Regions from separate parts of the Homo sapiens genome. Here region 2 is linked to region 1. A link is an interaction called in ENCODE POLR2A ChIA-PET data of the cell type or tissue named here. Cell type or tissue: Caco-2. All regions are shown on one strand.

What was found. Peaks named below come from ENCODE experiments on the same cell type or tissue, not always from the same donor. Only the 100,000 strongest peaks of a DNase experiment are listed, where the experiment ranks them.
Region 2: POLR2A ChIA-PET joins it to region 1 with 6 read pairs; 17 of 35 experiments call an interaction of 5 or more read pairs at or near these places.

The regions. Positions count from the first base shown.
Region 1 is chr20:35,555,973-35,558,472 of GRCh38, reverse strand. ERGIC3 (ERGIC and golgi 3) reads right to left here. Exons shown (of 13, transcript NM_015966.3): 9 at 2,344-2,440; 10 at 2,202-2,266; 11 at 1,364-1,500; 12 at 1,224-1,279; 13 at 839-1,048. The coding sequence ends at 969. Among named protein-coding and RNA genes, the nearest start is that of ERGIC3, 15 kb to the right of the region's middle. RefSeq lists a silencer at 268-449. In Caco-2, no CTCF peak of the experiment used is centred here; DNase peaks (open chromatin) are centred at 992, 1,312 and 1,852.
Region 2 is chr20:35,505,763-35,508,262 of GRCh38, reverse strand. It overlaps CEP250 (centrosomal protein 250), which reads right to left. Exons shown (of 35, transcript NM_007186.6): 31 at 412-525; 32 at 73-228. Among named protein-coding and RNA genes, the nearest start is that of CEP250-AS1, 16 kb to the right of the region's middle. In Caco-2, no CTCF peak of the experiment used is centred here; no DNase peak of the experiment used is centred here.

The DNA.
Region 1 (2,500 bases):
CATTAACCTGTCCATTCCTCACCATCCCTGAGAGAGGCTTCCATCAGAGCTAAAAGTTCTGCTGTCACTACCTGACTTCGCTTCCTTTCCCCTCTCTCTCGCTTTTCCCCTGCCACAGTCTTGCATCAACATTCGAGACATGATCTGATAAACTGACTGGCTGTTTAGGTACCCCTGGTTCCCTAGGCTGTGGACTGGTGAGGTTGCTGGGCCCTGGTTCTCCACATGGATCCAGAGTTCTAATGGGAAACCCTGATTAGGCTCCAAGCCAGGGGTCTGGTGCTGGCCCTGCTCCAGAATGGCCACTGACTGCTACTTTCGCACCTCAGTGTTCAGTTTTGCTTCCATCTAGACTGCAGAGGACCTGGAGGGATTCCTCTCTGCAGTGAGAGCCAGCGTGGGGTTTGGCACAGAGTGGGATCAGTGAGTGTGACAGGATCAGGTGTATTGAGCCCAGGGTGGCGGAGAGCGGCCCCAGCTTTACCCATCAATGAAGAAGTGGCAAGCCCCAATATGCACTCAGGGCCCTGAATTAGTGGCCTGGGGTTGATCACTCATGAGCCTGGGGGCCATGGTGGCTCCAGGAAGCTCACGCTGAAAAGGTCCATCTGAGCCCTGGGGCTGAACCCGAGAGGCCTGAGGACCACAGTGGAGGAGGGACCCAGGACAGGGCTGTGGGCTGGACATGAACCTGGTTTGAATAAACCCCGGTTAACTAGGGGATGCCCATGTGGGGCTCCCGAGGGCTCTGGGCCCCGATCTGTCAGTCACAATTGCCTTCAATGAGTGGCCAGGATGAGGCTCTGGCCATGGCAAGGATCACACGGAGACCAGTGAGTACTATCACAATCAATCAATAGATTTATCAACCTGGGGCTGGGGCTGACCGAGGAGGTGGAGGGTGGCAGAGGCTGGGGGACAACCACAGGCCAGGGAGAAAGAGGAGACAGAGGAAGCACCGAGGGTGACTACGTTGTCTTCCCTAGATCAATTTTCTTCTGGATGGCTCGTGCTGAGTGGTAGATGAGCGAATCGATGAGTCCAGCCACTGGGAGAGAGACAAGGGCTGGCACTGGCCCAGTGGGGGCCTTGGCTTTTGACGCTGAGAGCCTTGTCACTTAACTGGCCAGGCCAGCATCTGCCCCTTCACCCCCAACCAAACCTGGGGCACCCAGGCTTTACCCTCCCCACCCCACAGCTCACAGACGCCCTGGGCCTCTTACCTGTGAACATGCCCCCAATGATGGCGCACACACCTGTCAGGAAGTGGGTGAAGGACCTGGTAGAAGGAGAGGGTGGGCTCAGCAGGCATCCTCCTCCCTCAGGCCCAGGCCCCCAGAGGCCGCTTTGCCCCCATCCTCACCTGTGCTTCTCCGTCAGCTTCACCATCATGGGCGAGAGCTCATAGAGGACGAAGACTCCGGGAAGGCCTTGGTCGCCCAACAGCCCATTGGCAACCTTCTCATGTCTGGTCACAGAGAACTGATTTGTCCTCAGTACCTGGGGTGGGAGGGGAGCCTGGGCCAGGGCTAGGGCTAGGACCTGGCTCCAGCCACCATCAGCCCCACCCCTGCTCCTTCCCCTTTCCTGTTGAGCCTTGGCCGTGTAAGGAGAGAACACAGCACCGTGCTAGTGGCCTGCACTGCAAGGCCTGGCCCGCCAGACCCCCTCTCCTAGTCTTGGCCTCAGCCTTCCCCTCCAGGTGCCAAGTCTTTACAGTTTACCTATCCTGGCAGCATTTGGTGGGTGTTCTCACGGGGGTCCAGGCTGAGAAGCAGCTCTCCAAAGACGCACCAAGGCTGACCTGACTTCCTCTGCCCTCAGCCCCTCGCATCCTGCCACTCTGCTGAGATGCTGCTCCACAGGCCAGGGCAGCCTTGGGAGCGGGTACACAGAGACTTGCCTTGCCTAACCCCCAGCCCAGGCAGACCACAGAGAACAGTGAGGCAGGCAGACGGTGGGCACCGGAGGAACGGATAGAAGCGGTGAGGGCAGCAGAAAGAGCAGGCGCTTTAAATCTAACAGCCCCAGGCCTGCACTCTGCCTGGGAGGGCAAATCCCCCACCCTCTCTGTGCCTCAGTCTTTTATTCGCCATGTGAGGACGAGGCAGCTTTCACTCCCCAGGCTGACGGAACGAAATGCAGGAACTCCAGTGCTTGGCACCGCGCAGGAGACTCTGGTAGGGAGCTCCCTGACTCACCTCTCCGTCCACCTTCATGTACACAGTGGGCACCACCTTCACAAAGTACTGGAACATCATGGAGGCTGAGGGGAAAACAAAGCACTGGGTATGGGTGCCCGGCCGGCCTTCTGCGGCTGGGGGCTGCCTCCCGGGCTGGTACCTTGGGGCGCAGTGACATTGGTGTGGTCCAGGGGGTTCACAATGCCTGGATAGTCCTCCCCAAATGACAGGTGCTGGATGTAGTGGGTCATGTTGATCTGTAAACAACACCATCCAGAGCTCATCCAAAGCTCTGATGACAGTAGCAGACAGGGACA
Region 2 (2,500 bases), 50 kb after region 1:
TTACTGAGCCTATGCTCTAGGGACCACACGAGAAGTGGAGATGCATGCCCACTGGACAAGAAGAGGGGTCACCTGCTCCAAGGTACTCCGCAGCTGGACATTGTGGCGCTGCAGCCTGCTCCTGTCAATCTCCAGCCGGGCCACTGCTTGCTGCAGGTGTTCAAGCCTTTGTCTCCATGACTGCTTCTCCATTCCATCAGGACTAGGCTCAGCCTCCACTCCTGAGACCTGTGGGAAAGACCTGTGAATCTCACCTGGGCAGCCCCTAAGACAGGTAGGGAACAGACAGAGGACACACAGACCAATCTGGCAGGTTTAAGCTTCAGGAACCCAGTTCCCAAGGGAAGGGGACAAACCCCTGGACAGGAGCTCCCTGCTGGGTCACCTGTTCCCCCAGAGCCCCCAGCTCACCTCTCCCAGCTGCACACCCTGCTCCCCTCTGGACCCCAGTTCTGCTGTGCTGGTTGCACCTGGGCTGTGTAGCCGCTCCTTCTCCAGAGCCCGTCTGGTGAGCTCCAGTTCATCCTAGGGTACGGAGGTATGGAGCAAAATCACACCTTGCCAACCTCATATCCAGACCAACCCATCCTCCACACAAACAGCGGTTCAATGTTCTCCTCAGGCTTTTGTCTTATTTTTCCTAGAGGCTCTGAGTCATTCTAGTACAGAACCTTCATTTTACAGATAGGTAAAACAAAGGAGCAGAGGGGCTCTTCTCAAGGATATGCGGTGAGCTAGCAAGGAAGCTAGGATCAGAGCCCCCAGCTCACTTCACATCTCCTAGAAGGCTGAGCAATGACTCAGAGCACTGATGTGCTGTGGGAACAGCATGGACTCTCGAGTCACACAGGGCTGGGTGCCCTGTGGCGTACCCAGTGGCCCATATAGCCACTCAGTGGCTATATGACTCTGGTCAAAGCACAAGCTCTCCCCAAACCCCAATTTCCTCATTTATAAAACGACTACATGCACCATGAAACATGGATCAAGTCCTTAGGTTAAGTCCCTTTGGATAAATGGGGAAGCCTCATGCTAGATACTTTCTAGGTGCCCTGTGGTTCATAAATGATAACAGTCAAGAAGAGATGAACAAGAGAAAACAAGTGTACGCAGGTGGATGTGGGTTGCCTGGGAGAGAGGAAGAGCTTGGTGACAGAAAGCCTGCGCTCTAGAGGCAGATGACTCAGACCTCATTCCAGTCCTGCCATTTATGAGTTTGTTTTTTTGAGACAAGAGTCTCACCCTGTGTGTTTGGAGGTGGCAGTGGGTGAAGTGACTCTGACCAGAGTTATGTTATTGAGTGAATACTGCTCAGTAACCCAAGAGTATGGGTGGGAAGTGCCCTCCTGCCCAATTACATAACTTACTTTTGCTGTGCCTGTAAGAATGGGCCTGAACATAGGAAAGGAGGTCCACTTAGTGCTTTCTTCCTAAGCAATTCATACATATCATGCCATGTCATACCACCAATGCCTATATTACTGATGAGAAATTGAAGATCAGAGTGAAGGCATTCACCCGGGGTTACACAGCTGATAAGCCGCACTACTGTATTTCAAACCCTGTGAACTTTGGAGTTCACAGATGGACCTCCTTCTCCTCATATTGCCCTTCACCAAGAGCAGAGCTTTGTGAGTTCCCAGAATGAACTCTCTGGGGGACTGTGTGTCTGGGGTTCTCTGGGGCCCAGTCAAGGGACCAGGATGTAGAGTCTATTTCCCTGGAAAATTGGACTGGGCGTCTTTTGGAAAAAGAGATGATGCCTCTCTCTCTTGAGCCAACTTGGCTTTCCTGTTTGCCTGCTCTCTGCAGGTCTTGTGCTCAGTACCGGGGGTACAAAGGTGACTAAGACACGGTGCTTGACCTTGAGGTTAAATAATACACCCTGAAGTCCTCTCCTAAGCCCACTTCCTCTCTCACTCAACATTCTGCCTACAAGAAACCCATTTGTTCTAACTGCTGATGACTCCAAAGTGTCTCTGGCTTCAACTCCATCCTTCAGCTTCAGATCATTTTACTGACCTGCCAACAGGCTCCTCCCTCCATTTCCAAACTGACCTCATCATTCATTCCACTCCTCTTTCTCACACCTGCTTCTCTTCATCTTCATGAACAGGAACCTGAGTGTCATCTTTGACTTCTTTCTGCCCTCTCTTTATTCCTCCCACCTCTTAGCCAATCAAGTCCTACCTCTCAGACCCACCCACATGTCTCCATTCACACTTTCCATCTTAGGGCACAAGCTCTCCCCTGGACTTCCCAGTACAGCCTCCCAGTGGGTCTCTCCAGACATGCTGTTGCTCCACACGGCAGCCTGAGCAATCTTTGTGAGCTGTATGTCTGATCACATCACTCCCCTGCTGCAAAAACTTCATCTGCTTCCCACCACCCAGGTCCTCAGCATGACTTGTAAGCCCTGACAGGTGTGGCCCCTGCTGTCTTCCGGTCTCTTCCCAAATCCTCCCTCTGTCCCATGCAACCTGAACCATCTACACAGATA